Linked DNA regions of Homo sapiens: region 1 is linked to region 2. Evidence: chromatin loops called from intact Hi-C (ENCODE). Cell type or tissue: psoas muscle. All regions are shown on one strand. Each heading gives the region's core, and the rest is flanking DNA. Links, peaks and the distances in the headings are about the cores only. Region 1 overlaps MIR99AHG (mir-99a-let-7c cluster host gene). Region 2 overlaps MIR99AHG (mir-99a-let-7c cluster host gene).

Region 1 (15,917 bases), core at 6,303-10,302, 54 kb after region 2:
TTAGGCCACAGGCTAATATAGACACTCAAGAGTGCCTTCAAGATTTCGGGCTCTTTTTTTTTTTTCTGCTCTGTATTGCGCTGACTACTATTACCCTCATGCTAACTCCTTCTTAGGTAGATGATTGCTACACTTCTAGGTCCCATATCCTCAGGATAACTACCTGGGAAAGAAGGAAAGAACAAATTAGCGAAAAGCAATGCTCTGTTTTTCAATTTGGAAAGAGATGGCCCTTTCAACTTCATGTTATTACCCAAAACTGTGTCACTTTATCTGCTCTGGCTTTATGAGAAGCTAAAAAATTGAGTAATTTTACCTGGGTACATTGATGTCCCAAACTAAATCAGGGTTCTGACAGGAAAAAAGTAGGAATACATACTGTATCAGAAACTGGAATTGTTTGCTACAGATAGTATATCTATAAAGAAAAATGTGTAAGAAAGACTCAGAACAATTAATGTAGACATAAAGATGTAGATTATTATTTGCCTGTTACATGTATTAACCGTTTGGTAGACTATTTTTTGGGAGACATCGTTGTGAGTCTTCATAATGCTCATCTCACTCACCCATGACAGCAAAATGGGGGTTGGTCGCTAATTATTAGGTAAAACATTCTAAACTAACAGGAAAAAGGAATCCTTGAGTTAATCTTGGGAGGATAACAGTGGGTGAAAGACGATGATAAATGCGCAAAACTGCTAAAGTTTAAATGATTGGCACTTTCAGGATGGTAGCAGTCAATAAGAATATGACTGCTGTGTAGTTAACCTCTGCACTTTTTTTCTTTTTTCTTTTTTTTTTTCTTTTCTTTTTTTTTTTTTTGAGATAGAGTTTCCCTGTTTTCACCCAGGAGTGATCTCGGCTCGCTGCAACCTCTGCCTCCCAGGTTCAAGTGATTCTCCTACCTCAGCCTCCTGAGTAGCTAGGATTACAAGCGCCCACCACCACACCCAGCTAATTTTTGTGTTTTTAGTAGAGATGAGGTTTTGCCATGTTGGCCAGGCTGGTGTTGAACTCCTGACCTCAGGTGATCTGCCCCCTCAGCCTCTCAAAGTACTGAGATTACAGGCATGAGCCACCATGCCCAGCCTCTGCCCTGTTTTTATCAGTTTACCTTTATGACTGACTGAGGAAGTCCTGAAGTTGCAGCTGCTCCACTTCTGAGTGATCCTGGTTTTTTTATTTCTTGTTGTCCCACAGCAGACAGTTATTAAAATATTGAAATAATGAGAATCCTCAACAACTCTAGTCACCTTTGGCACCTGCAAAATAGAAGTTTTGCTATAGTGGTCTAGGGTGAGAGGTACCCCAAAGAGGTATATTGAATCAGTTTTAAAAGCAGTCAGCTTGTTAGGATTTCATGTACAAATAACAGAAATCTCTGCTACAGTGGCTTCAGTAGAAGCATACTCACTTGTCTTATACTATAAGAAGCCTGATATTAGGCCACAGAGCTAATACAGAGGCTCAAGGATGTCCTCAAAATGAAAGGTTTCAGTGTTCACTGGCAGAGTTTCCTCTGGCAAGCCTGGAGGGGATGGGCAGAGGCTGGAGTGGAATTCAGATTACTCAGAATTAATCAGGTCAGAATTAATCCTGGTTATTACTTTATACCATGGTTCAGTTACTTTTATAGGTGAAGATGTATTTTGTGCCTAATCCTACAAAAACATCCACCCCATAATATGTCAAGAGCCTGCATTTATTCTGGGAAGAATAACCATAAAACCTCTCAAGAGAAATTTTCCACTATAAAATACAAAAGTAATTTTATGCGATACACAGATCAATATTACTTGATAAATATATTACACAATGGTCTTGAACATTGAAATATATGTTAATAATACTTTGGTGTACATAATACCTGTATTTCCCATATGTATTAACATCATTTTATAGAAAAGATCATAATTTTAAAAAAAGGGTTTGCAGGAAGGTACAGTTGGGACCTGTGCACACATTGCATACATACAGGGTCTTAATGGAAAGATAATTCAATACCTGCTGAAACCATAACAGATCATTAAGAACTTTTAAAAAGACCCGTGTCTGTATTGAAATAGAGAACCTAGCTCCTACTTCAAATTTACACCAGAAAATGGAACAATTGATATTATTTTTCCATTCTTTAATTTCTTTTTGCTTAATTGATTTTTGTTTTGTCTTAGTTATCAGTTTGTCAGATAGCATGTGGTTTGTTATTTTTAGAGAGCTCAGATTTTCCAAAATAAGAGTAAGCTTCTTTGTCATTATTTTATATTACCATATATATATATATGCATATGCACATAGATATATATGTGTGTGTCTTTACACATATGTTTACTATAAAATAAAGAAAGCAATATTTTACATAATAGTTTTAAATATTCTGTAAGTACCATTTGGACTAGAATTGGTAAGATTTTTTTGTTTTTGTTTTGTTTTGTTTTGTTTTTTTGTTTTTAATTTGAGACAGAGTCTTGCTCTGTCGCCCAGGCTGGAGTGCAGTAGTGCGATCTCGGCTCACTGCAGCCTTCACCTCCCGGGTTCAAGTGATTCTCCCGCCTCAGCCTCCTGAGTAGCTGGGTTACAGGAGTCCACCACCATGCCTGGCTAATTTTTGTATTTTTAGTAGAGATGGGTGATAAGCATTTTAAACATATTTTTAAAAAATTATATAAATTTAGGGGTACAAATGGAGTTTTGTTACATGGATATACCGCATAGTGGTGAAATCTGGGCTTTTAATACAACCCTGTAATATCAGTTTTGTCAAACTCTTATCAGTCCCACAGTTTATGAAGAGTTTTGAAGTTTTGTTATGGTGTGGATTACAGAATTGTAATATTGTCGTTAACACCTATGGGTCTTTTCAATGACCATAAAAAAGTTTGGAACCTGTATTCATTAAGGAAGAATTTCACTAACCTCAGAAGGAATGAGATATGGTTCTGAGACAGAGAGACCCTGATGAACTCTAATACACAATGGTAGTTCCAGCATAAGCATAATCATATATGGACAAGCTAATTTCATTCCACCCTTATGGAAATCTGCCAAACTCCACTATACTTTCAATTGCAATAAAATAGCTTCAGGCAAATCTGACTTTTTATCTACTTCTTTGTGTACTGTAAAAATAAAACTAAAACAAGTTTTTACTCTGAAAAGCTTGTCGTTTCAAAATGTATAGTATTAATAACTATGAAGCCATACAGTTATCACTACCATTACTTGGTGTTTATTTTCATTTATTTTTTCCTGGGTATTGATTTTGCATAGTTGGAATCATAGCACAAAATAATTTTGTCCATTTTTATATAAAAGGGCTATTAACCTTTGTTAATTTCATTCCAGTTTGGTAATTGGCTTCCACTTCATTACTGTTATATGGATGTTTATATAACTGTGATAATTGCTTGCGTGCAAGACAGAGTAAAGAAATGAGAAGTTTTACAAATTTGTAAAATTTGTGTCAGTGATTGAGCCTAAAATGGAATCTTTACTTCAGCATATTTGACCCTTAGACTTTTTAATGTTTATGAAAACAATTACTAAAATTATCCCCATTTTCTACTTGATCCAGTGTACCTCATGGAAAGTTAAATATGTTTGAAGGTAGTGAAAGTCTCAGCAAGACAAATGCCATAAAATGATTCTAATATTGCATTCAAATGTTTCTATCATGTATATAGATATGTATGTGGGTGGTCTGAATGTATGTGTATGTATATGGAAAGAGAGAAATGATTCATAATAGATTTTACATTGAAATGTACTAAGCAAAATAATAGAAAAGCATGCTGCAGAATATAAAAGCAATAGAGACAAGCAATAAAAAAAAAAGAAAATGTACATATCAGAAATAAAACCCACTACATGCTTCTGTATATTTGTGAATAACCAGTACTCACTGTCATGTACCAATTAAAAATAATAGGAAATTTTATAAACCCTATAAATATTGTGTTTAACTTTTTATAATATAGGACTTCAATAGAAAATAGACTGCATAAATTACCTTTTATAGAAGTTTAGTTGTTAATGATCATTTTTAGGGTCTCATCCAGAGAGGTTCAACACATTGTTATGGCTGATTTAAATTATGATTACAATTATGAAATATTGTGTCTGTGAAGTTCAAAAATTTACATACCACAGTCAGCAGTGAAATCTATTAGAAGCTCTAGTGCGTTTGTAGGTCTAATGTGAATTGATATACTGGTTCAATTTTAAAACATGTTAATTCAGTCCCCTGTGCCATGCCACTGGGATTAATATTATTATAATATGTCATATCACTTAAAATTAAATTATGGTATACTCTTTTGTGATAAAAATTAACTAAAGTGCATGAAATTGTTTCTGAGTCTCTAACAAAATTACACATTCCTTCGTTTTACGTAATTTAAAATAATATGAAAAATGTCAATATTTGGAGCTAACCTCACATCATTCAAATTATAGCTAAAAACATAGAATTGCTACATTATTTCTTAGATTAAACATACTTTTCCTTAATGTGAAATTGATATTGAAATGTCATCTAGACAATGCTATGGATATCTACAGCTTTTTAAGTTTGCATCCGTTCTAATAGATTATTTGAAATGAATAATCATCAGCTTCTTTGAGACAGTAGGGGAAATCAGAAACTTCACAGATGTTTAGTGATCTTCCAAGGACAAAATAATAGAAGTAATTTAAATTGCTAACGTATTGGTCTGTTTTCGTGTTACCATAAAGATACTACCTGAGACTGGGTAATTTATAAAGGAAAGAGGTTTAATTGACTCACAGTTTCTCATGGCCGGAGAGGCCTCAGGAAACTTACAATCATGGTGGAAGGGGAAGGGGAAGCAGGTCACACCTTACATGGTGGCAGGAGAGAGAGAGAAAAAGACGGCAGGGAAACCTGCCATTTTTAAAACCATCAGATCTCATGAGAACTCCCTCATTATAAGGAGAACAGTATGGGGGAAACTGCCCCCATGATGCAATTACCTTCTGCCAGGTTGCTCCCTTGACTTATGGGGATGACAATTCGAGGTGAGATTTGCTTGGGGACACAGAGCCAAATCATATCAACTAGTTTGTCATTTGGATTATAGCACTCATTGGGAGGCACAGTATATTATGTAACTTTGAAGTATAACTTTCAGTTAATTTTTTTTTTTATCATTGCATTTGTACACATTTTTGCCAGGGAGGCTAAAACATAGGTTAGGTACCAATATTTAAATCTATGGACTGCTTTCCACTGGGGGATACGTATTTTCAACGGTAAATAAAAGAAAATAATTTTCATTTCATAGTCCCTTAAATTTTACTTGGAGAATAGATTGCCTGGTAATCACTCTATCACTCCTGTCTCTTTTCTTAGAAGCAGGCAAAGTTGCCCAGCTACCATAGTGTGGACCTTATGGGACAGCTCTGGATATGTATGTCACTGATACCCTTGTTCACTGTCAGGTTGACAGACCTGATGGAGGTACTCTGTACCACCTGTATCACAGGATTTTCCTGCAAATTGATATCAATCTATCAATTGAATAGAATTGAATATTGAATATCCAATTCCCCTCCCTAACATAATAAAATACACTAGTAACGGAATTTCAGTCCCCCTGGAAGAGAGAAGACATTTTGGGGCTGGTATTATACTTAGGACCTTCCACCAATGAGTCCCTCCACGTTAAAAATTGTCAGTAAGAGTATCAAATAGATCACTTATATTAGCATTTCTTCTTCCTTCTACTGTGTAAAGTCATCAAAGATCATTTTGAAGACTGATTCATATATTATTAAATGTAGTATTATTTTACTATTTTTTACTAAATTTGGGAAATGACTCAGAACTCTTTAATAATTTTGAGAGGTATGAAAAATAAAAGTTTTTTTCCCCATATTTTTGTGTTGGTAGCCCTCTTTAAAATAGAAAGTATGAATTTATTTAAGCCAGATCAACCCAGCAAAAAACAACAAAAAAAGACTTTTGACTTTATCTTGTGTTATTTTTGTTACTGCTGGTGGAGAATTTGTTTCTCAATTCTTCCACTTATTTTTATAAACATGAATAAATTCCTCATTGAAAAAAGTTCCTGTATTTCTATTTTTTAGTGCTACCACGTAACTTATTTTGAGTGTGACATTTGCCAAAATAAATAGTTCCAATAAAGTTCCAATGAATACTTGTTCACAAGTATGTCCAGCATGTCATCTATGCTAAATAGTTTCTTTAAATGTCATTTCTTCTCCAATCATACTAGGTACTAAATCATCTCTATTTTCTACTGCCACTGGAATAAGTTACATGTACTTCAGTTTACATCTATCTGGTATATTATTAATGGCAATTGATGGCTTAGGAATGAAAAGTTTTGTGATTAAAACTTAGGTTTAGCCCGATATGAGAGGCACCAACATGAGTGTTAATACAATAGATAGGTTATCATAAATTATTGCTCTTAAAATGTCAAATTTGTTAATTCCATCGAAAGAAATAGCTTGAAAAAAAGAAAGCTAGCCAATTGCCTTTCACTGAAATGTAATGGTTTATCTGTAGAATAAACAGAATTAGTTTCCCTTCGTTTGAAGATTTTGTGGGAAATACATTTCATTCATTGTGTCCCATCCTGAAGTATGCTAGTCTATGATTTTTATTATGCCACCTTACAGAAATTATAGAATACAAAACAGATATAATCTCCTTTTTGTGCAGAGAATAAATAGAAATGCATATAGAAATATAAATATTAAATAATCCAGAACTACATAAAAAGCAAGTCCAATTCATTCAACATACTTGTGTATTACTCACTGATAATATCCATGAATTGGACTATTTTTCTCCAACTCACCTGTCTCATGCTACACAGGAGCCTATTTTGAATGTTTCCCGTGGGAAAGAAACCTCATGCATTCATTTCAATTAAGGCAGTGATTCTCAACTGGGGGATTGGTTGTATAGTTTATAATAGTAATGGTACAGAGAATTTCTACTATACAGAAATGTTAGTGATAGAATCCTTAATGATGTTAAACTGTTGATGGAAGTATGTCATGTCTGTCAGGATTCTGAGATGGAAAAAGATTGGCAAATACTGAACTATAATATTGGTCACTGGTAGTAGCTTGGAAAATTCTCTTCTAGGAATTTTGCATTTGATAGGGAATCATTGAATATCCAATTCCCCTCTCTAACATAATAAAATACACTAGTAAGGGAATTTCAGTCCCCCTGGAAGAGAGAAGACATTTTGGGGCTGGTATTATACTTAGGATCTTGCCACCCATGAGTTCCTACATCAGGTACATGTTTACTTGACATTCAGTCATGAGATTCCTGGGCCAATCTCCACACTAACATGCACAGTTGTGTGTATAGACGAGACACATACATAGTAGGCTTAAGAGCAAATGTCTACCTTTTCCTCTGTTTTCAACTCAAAGTGTTGGTCCTGGGTAAACAAAAGTTTTGATTATACAGTTTTTATCAGTAGATACCCCCAATTTTTTTTCCATCTCATCTCAAATGATTCATTGCCTACCAATAAAAATAGACTGTCCACTGGCAGTAACTTCAGATCTAATATTTATCAATTGTTTAACAGTGTTGTGGGATAATTCCGCCGTATTGTTTACTATTTCTCTTTTCCCCAAGATCAGATATGTTTGTCTCTAGTTGCATATATTTAAAACTTTCTAGTTTATATTTTCAATACGAAGACATATTTAAATACATTAATTTCCATAGCCTGAATTAGAGTAGCATTTGTAATAGCATTTTCATCTCAGTTGATATTGATTTTCTAAAATACATTTGCCTCAGAAACATTCTTTTTTTCATTTGGCATTTTCTTTACATTGAAAATTGAAGAAATGCAGTCATTAAATTATCATTTTCATTTAACTGGATCTTGTTCAAATTTCAATCAGGTGTTCTACAAAAAGTTAATAGTTTACCAGACATTTTCACATTTCTACTGTATGCAATGGGCTATTAGTTTTTTTTTAAAAAAGAGAAAGCTTACACTTTTTCTCTCTATGATTTGGCTTCATTTATTGCAAAAGATTGCAAAGTAATTGAAGGAAAATGAAAACTAAATGAAATAATTAAATAAGCAATCTAATTTCTAGGTGTTAATTCAATTCTTTTTCTAAGCAATTTTCTGTATTTTAAACTTCATTTGCTTTCTATCTACTTTTTGCCTGCAGGCTTAGATGTCTCAAATTATGGGATGGATACATCCCTTAGTACTTAGCATGATGACACAGGGGAAAATGCCACTCAGAGGACTAGACTAACACATTTAACAGTTATTTCATTATTTGGTGGCCTCAAACTCCAGATGGCCATATCTAGTTGATTTTATTGTCTTTGTCGATTAAATACCTGTATTGTAAAATTGTATGACTATAAAAGGATAAATTTTGATTTACTAAAGGTGATCTTCTGAGATATTTTGAGGGAAAGAGGTAGTATACCAAAATGGAAATACTACGCAAGGTAAGTGAAAACCTTTTTAATGTATCTTGGTCAGTAAATTAAACCAAGTTTATATTGATGCCGTTGCCAAATTTCCATGTCTTTTACCAACACAGGTTCAAATCTGGAAAAAACATTTACTGAAGAATTCACTGATTTGGCTTGTAAAAGCCTTTTCTATAAACCATAGGATCAATTGTCAGTCCTGTCTTGAATGATTACTTATCTCTAAAGCTAACAGAGTTGCTATTTAAGCTGAATACCTTCCTTAAAAGCAAGAAAGATAAGTAGGAGTACACAGGACACTGTTTGTTAGCATTATAACAAATATCCTCCAGCATAAGTGATCAGGATGTTAAATTTATGGTAATTGAATTCAAGAATTTTTGTCAGAAAAGTATTTTCAGATATGAATAGGTAAATTCTTAGCAAGCTAGTCTTCTTTGGAAGGTGCTTATATTTGAATAAAAAGGATTTCTTTAAAAAAATTGCTTTTAGGATGCCATTTAAAAGAAATAGGCAAACTTCAGAAGCCTTAATGGATTTCTTACAGAAAACAAACCCTCCATAAAATTCCACCTTAGCTTCTTGCAGCCCTGAATTCATGAGATGTTAACTAAATTAACCTTGACTGTCTTTTATTGGTCTGTTTAAAAAATTAGAAATAATTAATTTAAATTGTCATTGCTTGGTTCTAAATATCTTTGCTGGCCATGTCTATAGAGAGTAGGGGAGCATTTTTGAAGATAATCATTAGCAAATTTCCTAGATTCTTCCTTACTACTGATTGCTTTATTATAAAGCTAATATTCATAGTTTGATTATATTAATGCGATCTTGTTTTCTTAATCTAACTGCATGAAAACATACATGGAATGACAGATCTACCTGTCATTTACAACATACTTAGGAGATTGACCAATTTCTAAATAGTGGCCTAATTAAGAAATAATGGACATTAAATCAAACTGTGTGTATATGTATCTTCACATGTTTGTAAATTATCACTGTGGCAAGTTCTTTATAGCACATCAAAGATCTAGTTCTTTATCACTCCTCTGCCCTTGGAGTTTTTATGCATACCTTTGCTTCTCTGTGGCTAAGCACATACCCTTAAATTATATGATTGCATGTGGCAGCAGTCTCTCTTATCGACATCTTGAAGACGGATGAAGTGAAGCTGGATTTGTGGATTTTGCCTTCATTTGTGTCAGAAACCAATGCCCTCTCTCCTTTGGGAGCCAATGCCAGTTATGAACAAAAAGCCGTAAGCAGTTGTGTTTCCCCACTCCCATATTCTAAGTGATCAGAATGTGGGATTTCAATGATTTATCGTCTTCCAAGGATAGGTACATTTCAGGTTTTTTAATCATGTTGAAAACTTCCAAAACCCATTACTGCTGTATGATATTTACACGGTTCTTTACTCTGATAGGGCCTGTTTTATAAGGCTACCGTGTCTAATAGTAAGCTTGCTTTTAATTGTGACAGTCTGAAAGCTTACTTTGAAAGCTGCTTCTAGAGAAACCTAATTATTCCTGGTTGGGAATGTTCTTCTGGTGATACCACTAGCCTCCTGGGTACTAAGCATGTCTGATGATAGGTGATTCATAAGCTCAATGTGACATTTCCCAATGAGTTGTTTTGTCACGGGTTATCCATTTTGTCAGACATGTTATTTCATCCTGAGCTTTAATGTGACTATCATGTTGCTGGGCAAGTAGCTGAGAGTGTCATATAGCTTGTCAAAACCGTAACACCATTTGAACCAGAATATGTAATTTTAAAATCAGAGCTGTGAAATTTAAACGAGGATCTTGCTAAGTCACAGCTAATTCCTTTCTTACTTGGTAACCTGGGGTCTAATGTAAGAGTATTAGGTTGCCGTCATCAGCCTTTGTAAATAAGTTAAATCAACTGAAGGACATAGTTTCTGGCTAGGGCAGGGTCTGTCACCTGTTCTGGGTTAAGTTACTGTGGGGTGCATTTGAAGATTTGAAGAAAGCAGTCTGTTGAGATGACGAACTTCTTGAATCAACTGTGACAAATGCAAAAACCCATCTGTGTTTTTTTGAGTATCATTCTAGTAGTCATGCCTCTAGTGTTGCTTTACTTACTCTCCAAACATGAAAGTTAGCACATCTATTAAAAAGCAAATCTGTAATATTAGTAGAAATCATTCTGATATAGTAACTTTGCATGTTCTATAAATTCAGAGGAGTAGAAGATTACAAAATTCCAACACCAATACAGCATAGCTATCAAAGCTGTTCTTAAAAATAGTTTGTTAATATGACTACATTTTAAAATAAAATTAGAAGTTCTTTGTCCACATAGAATTCCCTTTAGTTAAATTATTTTGAAATTAGCTAGTAAAAAGGCATTTACAGAATTTGAATTAGTTGACAGCACAATTTTAATACATTCCTTTGTGTTGGTATTTGGAGTTTGTTTCCTTTTAAAATGTTTATAAATATATAGATATACACACACATATATATACACACACACATATATTTACACACACATAGATAATACATTATATTTACTATATATATGTATATTTGTGACAGTTACAAACTTTTCTGAAACATGTATATATATATAGTAGTGGTGCCTGAGTGTTTCTAAAATCATTGTAACAATACATTAAGCCAATTAGTAGTTGAATCAAAATAAAAAAGGCAGAAAAAGAAAGACTTCATAAAAAAATAGTAAGCTTTGCAAATATTTAAATATAAAATTAATACTTAGCAATCAAGGGTAATATTGTAACAGAGGTGTACAAATGTTTAAACCTAAAGAAGATAAGTATAAGAATATTCATTTTAAAATTAGAAAGTACAAAGAGATGACGTAGGGACATGTGAACTGCTGATGTCTTCATATTTTACAGAATCCTACAGAATTATACCCTGTATTATAGAGTTTTAAGATGGAAAATGACATCACTTCTTAATATTTTAAATAATTTCTTAAGCAAAAAGGAAATTTAAAGAAATCATATCTTTGTTGGTAAAGAAATATTAGAAATTCACCACTATCTTTAGTGTTACTTCAGATTTATTTTGTTATAATCTATAAAAATTAAGTTTAAGACTTAAAAAAGTGTTTATAATGATTAAATATTCATAAATGTATCATTTACCATCCATCCATCCATCCATTCATCCATCCATCCATATCTACGCACAGAAAAATGCCTGAAATGAATTTCCCCTCATATCAATTCCAGTTATTTCTTTGTTAGGATTTTGTGTGTTTAAAAATATTTTGCTGTACTTAAATAATTTTTTGAGGTTTTTTTTTTTTTTTTTTTTTTTTTTTTGCAGTGAACATGACTCCTAGTAGGAAAAGCAAGGAAGAACACTAATAAAAATATGCTAAGATATTATTGATGGTTAACTCTAGATGGTAAGAATATGTATGATATGGGTGCCCTTGTTTACTTCTTTAAACATTTTTAGTATCTTTTCAATTTTAGGAAATATAACTTTTAAAATTAAGAGAGACAAACCATGGTAGAACCTATTATTAGCAAAGTATGGTATTTAGAAGAAAAAATAATTGAATAAATTGTTTTCATAATGTGGAGTTATGTGCTGCCTGTTAAGACAGCAATCCCAATAATGTTTCCATTCCTTTAGGAAACACATTATGAACCTTATAAAATCGGGTGGGATTTTCCATAGGGATGAAATTCATTAGAGCAATGTCTGCATTCTATGAAAACATCTGGTGGTTTTGGTCATTCTGTCTTGTGTTTTGGCCTAATTTTCTACCACGTTGTAAGGCACAGTTTTAAGAATAATTCACACATTTTTCCATCTAGAGATTTTTGACCAAAAAAAGTATATTTATACTGATGGACTAAACAAGTTGCATTATAATTGTGACAGTTACAAACTTTTCTGAAACATGTGTATAGTTTTTTTTTTTTTTAATTTTAAAAGTAGATGTCACACCTAAAATGGGTAGGTCCATTTCATTTTATAAGGAAAGCACCCAGAAGGGTCCATATGTATTTGTGCTCGAAAAGGAAGTAATTGTGTGTGTCATTTCCGCCCCCTTTTTATCAATATTGCCTAATATCAAGGAGAATCAGTAATAATAGAATTATTAATAGCAGTAATAGAATCAGTAGAATAAGAGTGGTAGAGTTAGTACTCATCAGTGAAAAACTAATCAACCTTATTACTTTGAAGGGAAATCTGGGAAGAAAGAGAATAGAATGAGGTACATGTTAGAAATGGAAATGGCGAAGTAAGTAATTTTTCTGATTTTCATAATTCTGTTTCACTAGTTAAATCTATTTTCCACTTTTCTTTCCTTCCTTTATCTGGCTCGGTTCTCACTTTAGAAGGCAAAATTTTGATTATTTGCAAGAGTGCTCCCAACTCAAGTCTCTTAGTCAACATTTCCTTCCCTCAGGCTTCAGTCTATGATATTTCATGTAATAATTTGTAAAATATAGTTCTCATTGCGGGACTCCTCACTTCTATTTTAAGATATTTTTCTTAAATTATTTTATTTCTATTGCTGCATGCATTCATTGATTTGAGATAAAATTTTATAAGTTTGTGGAAATCATTGAATAGGAACTTCTCAGTCAGCGCTGAAAGAAATTTTATGAATGAATAATACAATTCCCTCCTCCTAATGAAAGTATTGTACATCTCACATTTAGTTTATATTGATTGCTTTCTGACATGGAAATAAAACAATCTTTATATTATGCAGAGTTCCTGTTAGTGGTACTATCAAGAATATAAATCTGCCCTTGTGACTTCTATTTCTATGCTTTTCTCCAACCTGAAGTAACCCCAACCAGGTTTTTAATTAAAGTAATGTGAGTCACTGAGTGTATCACCCCTTTTATGCATGATCAAGTTACCATAGCATAAATATATTCCAACTCTTTTGTAAACTTGAATTTTATGGATAGGTAATACAATTCTTCTTTCCAAAGTTTGCAGTTTTACTTCCACCTTTAAAAAATGTTGTAGTCTCTTGGCAGTGCTTATATAAAAATATGTGAAGTGTGGGTAATACTAGATATAGTATATAGATGTACTAGATATGGTTTGCAAAGGTGGACTTGGAAGCCATTTTCATTTTTGGCCTATTTAGAAAATTAAATGATACTACTTTTTCCTATACAACTTATATTTGGTGGGATATTTTTATTTACTTAATTTGAAATTTTAGACTGAATAGTCTTAAATTTCCAGCATAAATATTCTATATTTTAATCAATGTTTCCTTGTATGTAGCATTTGTACAGTTAGTTTTTTGAAGTTTTTAATTTTTTTTTTGTTTGAGACAGTGTTTCACTCTTGTTGCCCAGACTGGAGTGCAATGGGCGACCTCGGCTCACTGCAACTTCCATCTCCCAGGTTCAAGCGATTCTACTGCCTCAGCCTCCCAAGTAGCTGGGATTACAGGCATGTGCCACCACGCCCAGCTAATTTTGTATTTATAGTAGAGATGGGATTTCACCCTGTTGGTCAGGCTGGTCTCAAACTCCTGACCTCAGGTGATCCGCTCACCTCAGCCTCCCAAAGTGCTGGGATTACAGGCGTGAGCCACCATTCTCAGCCTGAAGAAGGTCTTTAAGAATATCAATGAACATTAATACCAGTAATATCAAATGTTAGCCACACATCATGAATATTACCATATATAAGCACAGATGGTAATATCGGGTAGGGCTTAAGAGTGTGGTGTTTGGAGGCAGACCAACTTCCAACACTTACTGGCGTTAGGACCTTTAACAAGCCTTCCCAAACCTCAGTTTATTCATCTGTAAAGGTGAGAATAATTATATTACTGCCTCTTGGGTTTGAGGAGATTAGAGATAATGCAATTGCTGCAGGGCCTGACTCAAAGAAACCACTCTAAAATGTTAACTAGTCTCATTAGTTATTCATTCATCAAATGACAAAATCTGTTTTGCTCAGTTCTAAATAGGAGGCCTCAAAACTTTTAGAGGATGGTTTAGGAACTTGAGTATAGTACACTAACCAAAGTTCTTGGCTATGGTCTTATACCAATTGAGGATTCTTCAGAAGGGCTTCAAAAATAGGCAGGTGTCTATGACAGGTCTGTCCATAGCTCAAATTATTTCAAAAAAATTCCTTGCGTTTTCCTTTTGTTCTGCCATAGAAGATGATTATTTTTTTTCTCCATGATGTTGTCTTGTTTTTCTGTTAGAGGGCTGTCATGTGGTGTGCTAAACTTTTAGATAGCCAGAGATTAGCTATCTAAAAGTTTCAGAATGACTGAAATAGTTATTTTTTCTTTCTTTCTGTTTTTATTATGTGTCTTTGCAAAGGTTTGTTGAGGGAAAATTACCAAATAAAGTTTGAAATAGTATTAGTACCTTTAAATGTTTTCTTTAAAATATCTTAACGATAGATAGATAGATGATAGATAGATAGATAGACAGATAGACATAGAGATATATGGAATGCTTCATTACGCATACTAGACACTTGTTGATTTTTTAAAAGGAAATGAATTTAGAAAGCAATTTTCCTCGAAACCAGTTTTTTTCTTCTTTGGTAAAGGATAAGTCATTCTTACAACTCTCAATGATGCAAGGTGAAATTTATCCAATTTTAAGTAGGGATGCTAAATAATGTAGAGAAGACACAAGCACTTGTTTTGGAGACAGAATATTTGCCCTCTGGGCCCAGATGTGCCATTTAAAATTGAGTGTTCTTTCATTCATTTATTCATTCTTGCCCTTGTTTGGTAAAGGGTATTGGGAAAGATCTGTAATTAAAGATAAAAGTGTAAAAAGAAAGAAAAATTGCCTTGAAAACAAAACAAAAGTGCCAGCAACGGGGCTAAAAAGATAACATAATGTTATATGCCCTTGCTATAAATAGGTCATAATTTTTGTTTCAAGATTTCTAGCAGCCAATGCAAAAAAGGAAATCCTGGTGAAATTACACAAGTTTAGGATATCTTCCAGACCACGAATCAACCAGTCACAAAGAATATGAATACTTATTTTCTTAATATTAGGAACAGAAATCTCCCATGGGTCCTAGTAAGGAGAACATGGAAAGTAAGTGATTACGTCAATTGTAGTATCTTTTAAAAGCAGTATTGAGTTTTATAAGGAAGTCACTTCTTCTTCAGCCTATACACTTCCATAATTTGGAGATGTTTGGGCTTCCTTTAAGGTTCCTTTCAGTTTCAACATACGTGACTCTAAGCTGGAACCCGATGAGATCAGTGAGTTGTTAAATGTGAACATGATCAAACTGAATTAAAAAGCTGTTAAGAAATTAGATATCTCATCTTCAGTTTTTGGACTTTATGATTTTTCTTTCCATTCCTAATGTTTTTTCTATCACAGAAAAAAAGTCTCATGGTAACTGCTTTTAATTTTGACTATTTTCTATTCTTCCAAGAAAATCATTTATTTTAA
Region 2 (15,917 bases), core at 6,957-10,956:
GATTAGATAGTAGTTACTGCAAAAAGTTACTGCAAAAAAAAAAAAAAAAACTCGGAGTTTACCTTTAGTCACATCTTCAGTACATTTTCTATTAAAGTATTTCTAGATTTTAGTGTCTGCTTGGTTTTGGTTATCTAAGCTGTAATAAGTAGCCTTGGGACCCCTGAAGGCACGCCCCACACACTTATGCTGTGTGACCTAAGGTCACAAGTAATGGCTGCAAGCTAATTGATTGAGAAAGGGTTGTCTGGCGGGGCCTCTTTGCGTCCTCCCTTTACATTCCTAAGTTCTGTGAAAGAGGCACTAGTAGCTCAGGCTAGCAAGGAAGGAAAAAAGAGGAAGTTTCTCTCTGCGTTCTGATTACACTCTGAATTCCCTTGTAGTGAGCTTACTTCTCTCCACCCACTTCTTACCAAGAACTCCTTAACTTGAGGGTGAACAACTTAAAGCTTGATCCTACAGTTACCTGAAAAGTGATTTGAGTATTCATTGAACTGAAAGAACAAATCGCCTACTTCAGGCGGTGGCAAGCGTATGGAAATTATATTAGAACTTCAGCAAAGTGCACAGCTGCATAATAGAGAAGCCGGCACTCAGATTGACAGGCAAATAAGCCAGCTTGTGGAAGGGGCCTCTGGGTGGCAGCTCTGGGCTTTTGGGTGTTGGACAACCATAGGCAAAACTGAAATGGAACAGGGGCAGAAAATAGCACACTTTTACTCTACGCAACTGTTGCTTTTTCATGGTGAGTGCAGATTTAAGATATTATATTTAAAATATACTTTCTATGTTGTAAAACAAGTTAAGAAATCTGTTGTGCTTTGAGGGAAATTATAGCAAAAGCATTTCTTAGAAGTTCTTAGACGATGTGGTTTTGTTTCTGCTTGATTTCACACTAACCTTGGTGATGCAAACAGAAAAATACAATATTTGTATTGTCTCGTGTGTCCTTTTTCTGAAAATTGTCCTTTGGTTTAAATCATGCTTCTCTTCAACTTGAATCAGCATTGTTTTAGGCAAATCATGTGTGGGATAGATGATGAAGGAACAACGGTGTGACAGAATATATGTAAACATTTCATTTAGTTCGACTTTGTGTCACTTCTCCACGGCTTCATGTTTTGCCGCCTTATCTTAGGAATATATAGCGCAGTCTGCATGAAAAGAGCTTTGTGTGAGAATTCCTGGCCAGTTGAAGGGTCAGGGCCTGTGCGTTATCTGACTGCCAGCAAGATCACTGGTGTGTCCTCTTATTTTTAACTTAAAATAGGAAAAAAAAAAGTGCATCTTTACATATTAAAAAGTAAGTGTGTTTGATTTCAACAGTTCCCTTCTTGTAGTATGTGGATGTTATTCCTGGCAAAGAATTGTTTAAATTTCTTTTAGGAAGCGGCATGCAAACTTCTTTTGTTTCTTTTTGTCTTGTTTGCTCATATTTCATTGAAACTTTACACACTTTAAAAAAATTTGAAATGGTACCAAGTAGTTTTTATTTTGGTGCAAATATTTTGAAAGTTGCTAGGCTTATGTTTTCTGGAGAACAATGTCTCAGAGTGTAAATTTTGTTTAACTCCCCGTGTAGTCATACTTATAACTCTACTTTAAATGTGCTTCTTATTTTAAAAATATCAGAGCCTATAGAGACTATTCCTAGAAATGTTAATAGAAATGTTTTTCTTTGGCAAAAATTGCAGATTCAGTTTTACAATTTATTAAGTGCCAAGATATCATTGCTGTTGTTGACTTTGCTAAAAAAGCAATTTTATTAACAAGGTGACTGCATTAGATGTTACCAACTGAGACGAAGTGAAACATGTGCTTTCACCCTGTTGATCTGATGAAATATAGAGGTCTGTGTGGTTACTTCGTGCGTCACATTCATTTAAACTTTTTAAAGAGCAGCTGCGTAATACAAATTTTGTATACTCACTTAAAAAATAAAATTTACTAGAGTAGGCTCTTGTTTTTGGAGACTTATACATTCTGTTTGCTAAAGTAAACTAAGAAACTGAAAAAATATATTGGAGTTAGAAGCTCCAAAACTCTTCAAAGGGAAGAAAGCTTTTAAGAAAAAAATGAATGTGCTTTCAGTTATAAGGCAATTTTGAAGCATTACTTAGCTCTCTTTTGCAAAGATTTAAGGAAAAATCAACTGTTGTGGAACTAAGTAATAGGCTTGCCTTTATACAAAAATTATGTATAAAAAGAATAATTATTTTCCGAACTGTTTCTATGATTTGATACAAGCTTCCTTCAACAATTGCAAAATGTGACTGACAAATCCTTTTCTAAGAGAACAAGTTCATTATGCTCTCGTCACCTGTTACATTCATTCTCCCTTGCCCACATACACAGTTCCTAGCTGTTTATTAGTGCTGCAGGAAAGTGAAAATATTTTTTTTGAAAGAAAATGTCAAAGATTTTATTTGCATGAATCTTTTGAGCTTTAAAAAATTGTGGTCTTATCATAATTGCCCAAAGTGTTTTGTTAATAAGGTCTTTTGTTATTATCTTAATATGAATAGTCAGGAAAGGACATATAAATCATTTTGGATTTTCTTTCACTATATCTCAAGTAAAGTTAAGGTGTGGCTGAGGGTTTTTAAAAGGCCAAGAGATTAGACCTTTGAAAGTTTATCCTTTTTGTATAAAGATGTTTTAAAAAATGTTTACCACTTACCTATTCCCTCCAAATGAATGTAAAGACCAAAAATTAAAGGGAACTTTATTATTTTACTTGGTTATAAAGTCTAACCACAAGGCAGGAAGTTACTAGGCTTTGGAGAGACGCTACAAAAGAATGAGCTTCCCTCTAATGAAAGTACATAAATCGTGAAAAACTAAAGACCTACTTCTTAGTTCTCCTAACATTTAATCTTAAACTAGTAACGCCTGTCTTTTCTTTGTATATTTACTTATTGATTTGCTGCTGAGACAGAGGCATCTTTTAAAAACTGAAGTCAACCACATAATTTTAATACCATGATTTTAAGAAGGTGTATATTTTCTTATGTAAAGCTAGTCTTCCATAGATGTTTAGATTACGTATTTGATTACTAGGAAACAGTGGCTATATGGTCACAGATTAATATATGCTGATCTCTCTTATCTATATATAAAACATATATTCACATACAAACATAAACACATATCTTGTGCTTAGGCCTCTAACATCTTAAGGCAATGTCTTTTCCTCCTAGTTATGCACTTAGTTTTGAAGACATGTGTAGATGAAATAAAACGAAAGAGTCTTCTGACAAGTGTTCTGAATAAAACAAGAAAAAAAAATGCTTCACCAATGGTGTGAAGCGTAACACCAAGCGCTTGTTACAGAATATATCACTAGTGGGTTTGTTGCTTTTCTTATGTATTTATTACCATATTGATGATTACTTCTCCTTTGCCTATAGACCAGGTTGGTGGTGTGTGTGTGTGTGTGTGTGTGTGTGTGTGTGCACTTATGAGCTCACATAGGGATGAGAGAGTAGCCTGGACATGTGCCAGGGTTATGACACTCTTTGATTTACTTCTTCAGTTCTCTTGGTCACTAAATTTCAGGCTCTTCTGTACCCTTGTAGCAGTTGACAGCTGATACAGTGAAATCGTGCCTTCTCTTTAAGAGTACATATTATATCAGCTGCATTCTTTCAAATGGATTGAACAATTTATGTTAAAGATGATTTATTCCATCAAAATATAGAAAATAATCTATAGGACTAGATCCTATCATCCCAGACAAATTATGGGTCCTTAAAGACTTTCCTAGAGAGTAGCAGTATAGTTTTATTCTTCTTCTTACTGGGTAGAGAGCATAGAGTTTGTTCATCTTTCTAGACACTTTGATCTTCCTGAAATTATTTCCACAATTTTGATCCCACAAAGCACAAATATTGCTTTTTTTTTTTTTTTTTTTTTTTTTGACAGAGTCTTGCTCTGTTGCCAAGGCTGGAGTGCAGTGGCGGGATCTCGGCTCACTGCAACCTCCCCCTCCCGGGTTCAAATGATTCTTCTGCTTCAGCCTCCTAAGTAGCTGGGACTGCAGGCACCCACCACCATGCCCGGCTAATTTTTTTTTATTATTATTTTTAGTAGAGACGGGGTTTCACCATGTTAGCCAGGATGGTCTTGATCTCATGACCTTGTGATCCGCCTACCTTGGCCTCTCAAAGTGCTGGGATTACAGGCATGAGCCACAGTGCCTGGCACTGCTTCTTTTAACATTAGCTCTAATCTCTTTTTCTGGAACTCCATAATAGATATATGTTAAAGTTTCATAATATACATATTTCTTAAATTCTCTTTCACACTATTTTATATATCTATCTGTGCTGCACTTTTGGTGAATTACTGAGACATCTTCCCATTTACTAATTCTTTTTTTGACTATGTCCACTCCAGAATTTATTTTTTTGACAATGTTTTTCTTTTCTGGAAATTTTAATTGATTCTCATCGCCACTTCAAATGTTTTATTTCTACTTACTTTGTTACACATTGTATTGATGTTATTTCTTGTCTCTTCCAAAATCCTAGCATGCTTATTTTGAAGTTATTCTGAAACCGCTCTATTATTTTCATGTCTTCTGGAATAACTTCACTGAATGTTGTTTTTAAAATTTTGCTGGTGCCTTTTTATATCATTCTCTCATGGCTTAGAATTTTGGTTTTCAGGCTTAACTGGAATGAGAAGGATTTAAAAATTCTCTCTCTCTCTCTCATTGCTAGCCCTTCTGCACCATTCCTATTGTCTTAGTGTTGGCTCTGTACCCTCTCGTTTCCCAGTCTATAATCTCTGCTAATGGGGATATCAAAAACCTAGTCACTAAATCAAAGAGCAGTCTGTCCCAGGATGTGACTGTGAGATTATGGCTGCTTGCTTTGGCCTCCCCAAGAAAGCAGCTCTATGCAAGCCGTGGCTCCAGGAAAAGGGAGGTGTTAGTCAGTTGTTCGGCTTCCTCTTGTCTTACCTTCAGGTTTTAATCAGTAAGCTTGGCACTGATTATTACTCCCTGTGGGACACATGTGGCATCCAGTTACTTTGCAGATACAAGGATTGGCTTGCTTCTCATTCTAGACACCATCTGGTGCAGTGTACCTCACTTTGTGTTTATAGTTTATTTCTGGTATGTTTATCTTGTTTTTGACTATTACTTTTCTTTTATATCACCTCTTTTAAAACTTATCTATTATTGTTACATGTTGGAAGCAAAGGCACGGGGCTCAAACCATATTATTGCAATGCCATCTTGACAAGAGTTTTCAAAGCCGTGGGCTTTGGAATCAGAAAACTTGGTTTCAAATTCTGACTCACTTATGATCTATGTGTTACCATAAGCAAAGTCTTTAATCTATTATAAACCTCCTTTTCCCTTGCAAATATTGATAGTAATGCCTACTTCGTATGACTGTTGTAAGCATTGAATGTGAAAAGATGTGGAAAGTAGTTAGGCCTGTGCTTAAACATTCTGTGCGTGCAAATTCTGGAGGTGGAGAAAAAGCAATTAAAACCAAAACAAAACTAGATGTTACTGATTATGTAATTAACAAATGGTAATTGGAGTATCAAATAGACTTGCTTCTTGTATTCTGAGTGAAAGTAACACTATCATTTTTGATATCTAAAGCACATTTCTAAAGATGACTGCTGACTGCATGAGTTTCCACAGGTGGATCAAAGCTCTGTTACACTATCCACCTACACCATTCACCTAATTCAGAGAATCTTAATAAAATGAAAAGCATTCTTCAGAATGACCCTTTAGGTATGGTTCTCTAAATCCATGTCACTTAAGACAGATGGAAAAGAAGAGAGAAGTGGCATGAGAACATGCTTGTGGCTTGATGAATAGTAATATATATACCACCCAGGTTGGGTTTCTGTAATAGTGAAAATGGGGAGGAGGGTGGTGATCTTTTGTAAGTGTTTCAGACAGTCTTGTTTTGTTGCTTTGTAGCTACTTTGTAATATTGTCTCTTTTAAAAACATATATTTTGATGACCTAGCATTCAAATTTATAGCATCAGCAAAGGGTCGGTTTAGTTGAGTGGGAAATGAAATTCTGAAAACAAAAAGTTTTAAAAATAAGAAAGATGGGGATGAAGATAAAGAAGCAGTAGTAGCAACTTGGAATTTGTCTTAGAATTTGAAAATAGAAACAGGTTTCTAAGAATCAGTCTTAGTCCATTTTCTGTTGCTATAACATGATACCACAGGCTGGGATAAATTATAAACCATAGATATTTATATGGCTCATGGTTCTGGAGGCTGGGAATTCCAAGAGAATGGCATTGGTGGAAGCAAGAATGTGAGACAGATGACAGCAGAGAGCCCGAGGGGTAGAGTCCCTTTTTTAAAAAACTTTTTTCTATTTTAAGTTCTGGGATACATATGCAGGAAGTGTAGGTTTTTTAACATAGGTAAACATGTAACATGGTGGTTTGCTGCACCTGTCGACCCATAACCTAGGTATTAAGCCTAACATTCATTAGCTATTTTGCCTAATGCTCTCTCTCCCCACACCCCATCCCCCAGCAGGCCCTGGTGTGTGTTGTTCCCTTCCCTGTGTCCATGTATTCTCATTGTTCAGCTCCCATTTGTAAGTGAGAACATGTGGTGTTTGGTTCTCTGTTCCTGCCTTAGTTTGCTGAGGATAATGGCTTCCAGTCTCTGCAAAGGACATGATCTCATTCCTTTTTATGGCTGCATAGTATTCCATGGTGTATATGTACCACATTTTCTTTATCCAGTCTATCATTGATGGGCATTTGGGTTGATTCCATGTCTTTGCTATTGTGAATAGTGCTGCAGTGTACATATGCATGCATGTGTCTTTGCAATAGAATGATTTATATTCCTTTGGGTATATACCCAGTACTGGGATTGCTGGGTCAGGTGGTATTTCTGGTTCTAGATCTTTGAGGATTCACCACACTGTCTTCCACAGAGCTTGAACTAATTTACATTCCAACCAACAAAGAATATTTAAAGAATAAGCAGAAGATGCTCCTACAAATGGAAATGAAAGGAAGAAGCTAACCTGGTGGAAGGAAAGCCAGTGGTTTGGCCATACTGCCCGAAGTATGGCCTTACTGCCCAAGGATTCCCTTTTACAACAACCCGTTCTTACAATAACTAACCCAGCCCAGCAATAACAATCCATTTATGGAGGACTCCACCCTCATGACCCAATCACTTCTTACTAAGCCCCACCTCTTAATACTGTTTCAATGGCAATTTAGTTTCCAATGTATAAACTTTGGGGGACATATTTAAACCATAACAGAAGCTATTGTCAATATGTCCTCAGGTAGGACATTTATGAAATAAGCATTTTATTTTTCTTTCTTACCACTGGGTTTCCTTCCACCAGATTAGCTTATTTCTTTCATTTCCATTTGAAGGCACATCTTCTGCTCATTCTTTAAATATTCATGAACTTCACTGCTTTTTCCTGGGTTGCCCTCTCTTACTTTTCTTTCTCCTTTGTTCATCTCATCCATCTCCGTAACTTCAGATACCATTATAAGCCCATCTCTAGCCTGTTTCTTGCTCTCAAACTTTAAGCCAGTATATTCAGTTAGCCACAGGCACTTCATCCTCAAGACGTCTGAATTCAAATAATCATCTTTTTGCCAGAATCTTTTACCATGTCAATCCATCATCCACCTGGTTGCACAAAACAGAAACAAGATACGAACTTTGTCTTCTCTCTTTCTGTCTCTACAACATTTAAGGCTTTTGAAATATTGATTTCTAACCATTTCTATTTTTAATCATTTTTTTAAATCACAGCTACACATTTCTTACTATATGATTAATGGTGGACCACTTCAGAGTTGTATCACTTGAGGACAAGGAAGCTGGGGTGTGTATCTGAAACTCCTTTCTGTCATTGGTTGAAGGTTACTCCTGTGACCATGAATTCTAGAATCCCAGCCCATCTCAAGGCAACCCTAGCATGTTCTTGGCTAGAGAACACCCTCAGGCAGAGAGTGGCAGGTGCTTGCAGTAAAACATCCTCAATGTGTAAGGAAAATATAAGTGCCAAGGTTATATGAGAACACCGAAAACATCTGCATTGCACATTTCAGAGGCATTTAAGTTGTTTCTATGTGTTTGCTATTTCAAACAGCATTGCAAAGAACACAATTATATATGCACCCTTGTGAACATGTATCAAATTTTTCTTAGGATAATACCCAAAGTGGAATTTATATGTTGTGAGATATATGTGGTCTCAATTTTACCACTTTTCCAATCACTCTCTAAAATACTGAAATTTCTCTCCAAGGGTAGTGGACAAATTTCTATTTCCATCAGCAGTTGCTAGCATTCCCATTTGCCTCAGTCCTTTCCAATTCTTTTTTTTTTTTTTTTTTTGAGACGGAATTTTGCTCTTGTTGCCCAGGCTGGAGTGCAATGGCATGATCTCAGCTCACTGCAACCTCCACTTCCCAGGTTCAAGCAATTCTCCTGCCTCAGCCTCCCAAGTAGCTGGGATTACAGGCATGCGCCACCATGCCGGGCTAATTTTTTTTTGTAGTTTTAGTAGAGACGGGGTTTCTCCATGTTGGTCAGGCTGGTCTTGAACTCCTGACCTCAGATGATCCGCCCACCTCGGCCTCCCAAAGTGCTGGGATTACAGGCGTGAGCTACCACGCCCGGCCTCCAATTCTTAATATTGTCCAATGTTTTAACTTTTATTTGTTGGGTAAATGATATTTTAAGGCTTTTAAAATTTTCATATTTTTGATTCTAAATGAAAACAGAAAGATATCTAGTAAATCTCTGAAATGAAGTGAGCGATGGAGACCTTATATACAAAATGCAATACATTCATCATTTTTATTATAAATGTATCTTTATTTATTCAAGTGTTCTCTTCAGTGAAGTGCTTCCTTATAACTTTGACAATCTTTATTAAATTGTTTATCTTTTTTTATTGACTTTTTGGCATTTGCTATATACATTCTGAGTGCTGATACTTTGTCTTATATGTTTCAAATAATGTCTCCAAGGCTATCCCTTGATTTTAAACTTTTGTTATGTTTTTCTTATAAAGAAGGTGTTAGAAATTTTAATTATTTTTAAGATAAACATATTCATGTTGAAATCACAAAAGTAGACAATATATAGAGTGAAAAGTCTCCCCACCATCCTTGTTTCTCATCCACTCCGCTCCCACTGGCCCCTTGTGGGGTTCTTGACTATAAACCAAATAAAAGCATACAATTTACACCTCCTTCAATTACATACAGTGTTTTAAACCCTGCTTTTGTCATGCAATGTACTGTGGAGATATTTCAAGATATGTAAGGAACTGTGCTTCATTCTATGAGGGATGAAAATATGAACACAATACACAGCCTATCCACTGAAAGATTAGTCTGTCATACCATGTTGAGAGAGTCATAAAACACTGGGAATTCCAAGGGGAGATATTTCTTTCCAACTGAAAGAATATTCTTCAGAACAGTTGAGAATCATGCATCAAGGAGATACAGTTTACTTCAACACCAGAATTTTTTTTAATCCAACATCTTTCCTTTATTTTTTTCTCTTGAGACAGTGTCTCTCTCTGTCACCCAAACTGGAGTGCAATGGCACAATCTCAGCTCACTGCAACCTCCGCCTCCCAGGTTCAAGCAATTCTCCTGCCTCAACCTCCTGAGTAGCTGGGATTACAGGCACGCACCACCATGCCTGGCTAATTTTTTTTGTATTTTTAGTAGAGACAGGGTTTCACCATGTTAGTCAGGCTGGTCTTGAACTCCTGACCTCAGGTGATCTGCCCGTCTCTGCCTCCTACAATGCTGGGATTACAGGCATGAGCCACCGTGTCTGGTCTCCAGCATCTTAAACATTAAGCTTTCTATAGCTGAGAAAAGTGTAGCAAATTTATAACTGAAGAAAATATATATTAAGAACCTAGTACATATCAAACACTGTGAGAGGTATGAGGGATGTAAAAGTGAACAAGGCAGATAGTCCTTGATTTTGTGGGAGGTAAAGGCTGAGAGTTGAACTGCAATGAAGATATGGTGGATAAAGTGTGTTAATAAAAAGGTATTGGGGGTGTAGCATGTGGACAGGGTGCATGGGTTTCAGATGGAGTCTTGTTGAAAGAGTAGAGAGATATGTAAGTGAGAGTAAGCAATGTTCCAGGCAGAGGAAAGAGATATGAAATATTATAAAATTGAGAGTCTGGTGAGCTTGAGAAACTGCAAAAAGTTTAAATTGTATGGAGCACCGAGTGCTGGGAGTGGCAAAGGGCTGAGAAGGAGGTTTGGAGATAAATACTGGCTCCCTCCTGAAAGGTCTAGTTTGGATTATCCTAAGGGCACTAGAGACAAATCTAAAGGGTTTAATAAGGTTGGCAAATGGTTGTATATTTTCTTTATTTAGATAGGAAAATATCCTGGAACATGAGTGGTAGTTAAACCAAGATAATATGTGCCATTTCTCAAGAATTTTTTTTAATGCTGTTACTGTAGTTACTTAGAGGATTCGAAGATAGGCTTCAGAGTTATTAAAAACTACCAGCGTTTATATGCTGTATAAGCACTAGTATAAAGAAGAATATATGTACATATCCTTTATTAAATTCTCAAACATTTCATTGATTGAAACATTGAAAAATCACTAGATTAAATTAAGAACAGTGGTTGACCAGAAAAGTACCCTTAAGAACCTTTAAGAAAAGAACCTTTAAGAAAATCTTTAAGTTCAGAGAAATAACAGAGAGAATCATGGAAGCCAAGTGCATGAAAGAAGAAAAAGATTCCAAAATTAAGTCCTTTACATAAAACAGTTAAATTCCCTCATGGTACAAGCCAGCCTTTCTGTGCTAATGGGGCCGTTCTGCTCCTCAAGGTAATTCAGGAGCCCAGGTTTCTTTCACCTTGTTGCTCTCTCATCCCACAATATGTTGCCTTTTAGGTTGCAGACATCACTGAGTTCACATATGAAGAGAAAAAGAGCCAAGTTTCGGAGACCACAGCCTGTCTTTAACTTGAAGACAGCCTAGAAATTAAACACAGTATTTCTATTCTACTCATCTAATTGTAGTTACACAGTCACAACTGCATATGAGAAAAGTTGGGAAATGTGGTTTCTAGCTGGAAAGTCATGTCTTTAAGAAGAGGGACAATGAATTTTAGGTGAATAACAAGCAGTTGTCACACCAACCTTTTAAGTTTCAAAAACTATTGAGTGATTAAATAAGTTTACATACTCATTAAACAAGTATTTATCAAGTGATTGCTGTATTTGGTTGATTATTCTATGTGATAGCAATATAGACTTTTTTTTTTTAAGAAAATCATTACCAAGTGGTACATATTTTAGAAAGGAGAGATAGGTGTTAACCAAATTACCAAATAAATATGTGGATAAATTAAGAAGTAATAAGTATTAAGAAAAAAATAAATTTAAAGAATAGAGGGGCTGTTTTCAGATAGAATAGTTAGAGAAGGGCTTTAGGTTAAAAATTGCAAAACGTTCTTTAAAGGATACAAAATTGAGATCTCCCTCCTTGGTCGAGATTTTGCAGTTGAGTTGCAAGCTTAGAACAGTAGTTGAAATAGGGCAGGGAGCGTAGCTCATTGGAAGGAGATTCAGAGTTAAAGTCCAAGGAGTGTTATCTTTTTAATGAGTTTGGGGGCCGTGATTACAGCTTAATGAACAAATGCATGCAGAAATGAGATTGTTGAGATACTTGTGCTGACAGGAAGGAGGGAATGATGGGTAAATAAGAAGTTAGCAAAGCTACTGAGAGTGAGGGTTGTGTGGACTGATTCCAGTTCTTGATGTAGTCACATAAAGGCACGGAGTTGTTATGGAAACCCTCCAGGAAGTTGAGAAGTCCGAGTCTAGTAGGGGAGGTGTGTCATGAGACTGAACCTGTGCTAGGGCTTCTCTAGCTGTGTGCACTGGAAGGGTACCTATACTAGGTAAAGAGGAGGTGGCAATGAGAGAGGTTTAAGTGAGGAATGTAATGTCTATTCTACATAGCAAAAGAAATAGTCTTTCAGAAGAGAACTGACTGGGAGGCGGGCATGTGGCTCATGACTGTAATCCCAGCATTTTGAGAAGCCGAGGTGGGTGGATCACTTGAGCTCAAGAGTTTGAGACCAGCCTGGCAAACATGGTGAAACCCCATCTCTACTAAAAATACAAAAATTAGCTGGGCCTGGTGGCGCATGCCTGTAATCCCAGCTACTGGGGAGGTTGAGGCAGGAAAATCACTTGAACCCCGAAGCCGGAGGTTGCAGTGAGTGGAGGTGGTGCTGTTGCAGTGAGCTGAGAATGTGCCACTGTACTCCAGCCTGGGCAACAGAGAAAGACTCTGTCTCAGAAAAAAAAAAAAAAAATGTGGCAGAAGAGAACTGACTGGAACCACATGCTCCAGTTCTAGATGATGCCTGAATTTGTAAAGAGACTAAAAATGTGTTCCAGATTATATTTTTCGTGACAGGTTTTTTTCTTTTTAATTTAATATTTAAAATTCTAAACTTTTAATTTAGTTGACTCTCTTGATTTTGTTGTGTGGGGATTGTTGTGTAGAGCTGTAAATTCATGGTCACAGTTATAAAGTTAGGTAGATAAGTCATAAAAAATATTAAGAAATTAAAACCCTCAGTGAATCTCTATTATATTCTGCATTTTTTTTTGTTAACATCAGCCGGTTCCTAGTGGATTTATTGATTTTATTTCATGTAATAACTAGGGAAACATGTATTCCTGAAAAAAATTAAATAATGTTTAAAAGCTATTTATTGATATAGTTCATTTAGCATCATATGCATGATCTTTTATAGTCCATTCCTCCGTAGATACTACATCATAGAGCAACCAGCCTTCTTGGCTAGTATATTTTTCTTGATAACTTGGTTTCAATTTTTTTTTCGTCCTTTATGTGTGGATATTTGCATATTCCTATTTCTACTTCCATCTTTGTATTAGAAATGACTTCAGATATAAAGAAACTATGGCCAGAGCTATAAGGATTTTTGCCTTTTGAAGGTAATACCTTGATATCATGACATTTTCTATGATTTTAAGCTTTTTAGTTTTTATCATTTTATATAAAGTATTAATCATTTCTGTTTATTTGCTGGTTCTTGGATTACTCCAAAAATATCTAATATAGACCTTTTGAGGCATTGCTATTGTTGTTTACTTGTTTCTAAGCAAGCCCATTTTCTCTAGTATTTATTTTTTATTAGTTATTTGTTAAATAACTAATAAAACTGTTATTTATTATTTATTAGTTTGTCTTTCCTCCAAGGACATGAACATGTCTTTAATATTTTCTCCTGTTCTTTTTTCAGTTGCATTAACTTGTCTTATTTGACTTCTCTTACCTTTCTTTCTGCAAAGTGTAGCTGATTTCTGCATTCACGTCTCATAATTTGTTACTTTGGAGTGAAAGTCCTGTTTGCCTTCAGCTCTTAGCAAAATCTGTCTTTCATTACCCTATTTGTATTGCCACTTCTTGGTGCTTTAAAATTCTTCTACACTGTTCCCCATTGCTGACACAGTTCCTCTCCTCAGCAGAAATTTTACTCCACTCTCTGTAAAATATCTGTCTCAACAAAGAAGAGGTAAACGTTTTAAATCTTGAAGCTCAATATGGTATTCTTTGACATCAGTCTCTTCTATGTTAAGTTTTGATATCTTATAGCAACATTTAAATGACTTTCTTATTGTTCTCATCTTCTCAATCAATATTTTCTTGTCAGTCAGATTTAAATTAGCAAGATTAGATTTCATATATTCTTGAAGGCAGGATATCACAAAACAATTTAGCAAGCTGTTTGCAATCAATATTATTTATATATTCACACACTAGAGATTACATAGGGACAAATATAACAGGAATATGGCCCAAATCATCTAGATTTAGAGCCCTTTAATCAACATTTAGAATTATTTACTTCTGTGGGTAGAAGAAATTATCGATATTTACTAAATGTTATTAACTTTTTAATCACTGTTACGCCTTTAGCAAATAAATTTATTTATGTATTGGGTGATTAGAAATGACTAGCTACAAACAGATATGTAGAAAAGGGACATTAATACTATACACATACACACACACACACACACACATGCAAAGACTAATAGTGACAGATACATGTACATAGAGAGATATACACATATCATACTTTATGGAATGCTATATTCCATATTTCATCTGCATAAGTCACTGATATACTTTAAGTTAAATCATGACAAAATGAATTGTATGGTTTGAAAGTTCCAGAATGCACCATTAAAAAGGAGGAATCAGAGTGTGTATTCATTGGAATTCTTATTTTAAAGATTAATTATTAATGAATCAAGTAATTTCAAAGTAATATTAATCCTTTTTAGGAAAATTTGAGTGGGCTGACTTTCTTTAATATCTTTGAAGCCAGGGAATTCAGTTTTTTAACATAGGGAAAATTTTGTATTCATCATCAATTTTGGAGCTTCCAATCTTTCCCTGGTACTTGCTAGTTATAGGGGCTCACAGATAACTAAGATGGTTGTATCTTTTTAGTCCATTTCATTTTGAAGAATGTGTGACTATTGCTTTTCATGACACTGTGTCTCATTTATTTTTAATTTTTTCAAATAATGACAATCTAGATGAACTTTTTGGGATTAGTGGGTGTTTAAATTTGTTTTAAGAGGGGCAATGCTACATGTTGCCTATCAGCAATCCAGAATTTTTTACATGTCTAATCACTTTACAGCCACTATGGAAGGTGCTTTGGGATCTAGAGCCAACTATCTGAGCTATAATTCCTATTCACACATTGCTGAGTTGCAGTAGGGAGGGTTAACTAAGAGAGCTTCCTTAATGCTTTATAGAAAAAAGCAGAATATAAATAGGTTTATTCAGAGGATAAAAGATTACCAAATGAATGTTAGAGATGTAGGAAGCAAGGCAAGAACATTCTGGATTGACTGATAATAAACAATGTATGTGAGAGCAAATAATGTAAGAGCAAAACATTTGTTTGACTTTGAGTGATGGCAAAGATTGGAATATATGGCTAGGAGTTTAAAAGTTTAGTCAAATGGATTTAGTGGTCAGTGAGAAGGTCTGAAGAACCAATTCCATACAGAGGTAGCAAATCCCAGAAGAGTAACAGTGTCCAAATGGAGAAATTGTTAAATCTAAGCAGCAGCAAAAGGCTGGGTTCAGCATTGGAGGAAAGACGAGATGGCCATGCCAGCCAAGGTAAAGTCGTTCCAGCCAAGTTATCCCAGACTAAAACCAGGAGAAAACAGAAGTAAGATTTAGTTCTAAGGGACAGGATTGTAGGGAACAGTTATGACCCCTGTTATATATAAAGTATGGACTGGGGACCTTCTAGTTCACAGACATTTTTGCCAAATTGGTAAAAGTTCTCTTATAAAATCTTTAACTCTAGGAAAATATAATTCTCAAACACATGAGGGTAAATTCTTCTGTTCTATAAGATGATGGACATAGAAATTATGGGAAGCCAAGGCCAGGTATGGTGGCTCATGCCTGTAATCCCAGCACTTTGGGAGGCCGAGATAGGCAGATCACTTGAGGTCAGAGCTCGAGATCAGCCTGGGCAACATGGTGAAACCCCGTCTCTACTAAAAATACAAAAATCAGCCACGCAAGTTGGCGAATGCCTGTAATCCCAGCTCTTGGGAGGCTGAGGCAGGAGAATAACTTGAACCCAGGAGGCGGAGGTTGCAGTGAGCCGAGATCGCGCCACTGCACTCCAGCCTGGGCGACAGACTAAGACTCTGTCTCAAAAAATGAAATAAAATAAAATAAAATAAATTCTGGGAACCCAAAAGAGATGGGTAGAATAGGAAGATTCACCTTTTAAAAGTGCATTCTGAGGGAAAGGAACGTGATAACTTGACAGAGATGTTTGACT

The links. Hi-C counts contacts between places; a loop is a spot of excess contacts. Peaks named below come from ENCODE experiments on the same cell type or tissue, not always from the same donor. Only the 100,000 strongest peaks of a DNase experiment are listed, where the experiment ranks them.
Region 1: it touches region 2 in a loop (2.8-fold over the local background); 8 of 110 quality-filtered maps call a loop at or near these places.

The regions. Positions count from the first base shown.
Region 1 is chr21:16,248,958-16,264,874 of GRCh38, forward strand. All of the region lies in intron 4 of MIR99AHG (mir-99a-let-7c cluster host gene), which reads left to right. Among named protein-coding and RNA genes, the nearest start is that of SNORD74B, 28 kb to the right of the region's middle. In psoas muscle, for the core only: no CTCF peak of the experiment used is centred there; no DNase peak of the experiment used is centred there; H3K4me3 peaks cover 740 bases; H3K27ac peaks cover 1,819 bases.
Region 2 is chr21:16,193,889-16,209,805 of GRCh38, forward strand. The region is part of intron 3 of MIR99AHG (mir-99a-let-7c cluster host gene); the gene reads left to right. Among named protein-coding and RNA genes, the nearest start is that of SNORD74B, 83 kb to the right of the region's middle. RefSeq lists an enhancer at 1-708. In psoas muscle, for the core only: no CTCF peak of the experiment used is centred there; no DNase peak of the experiment used is centred there.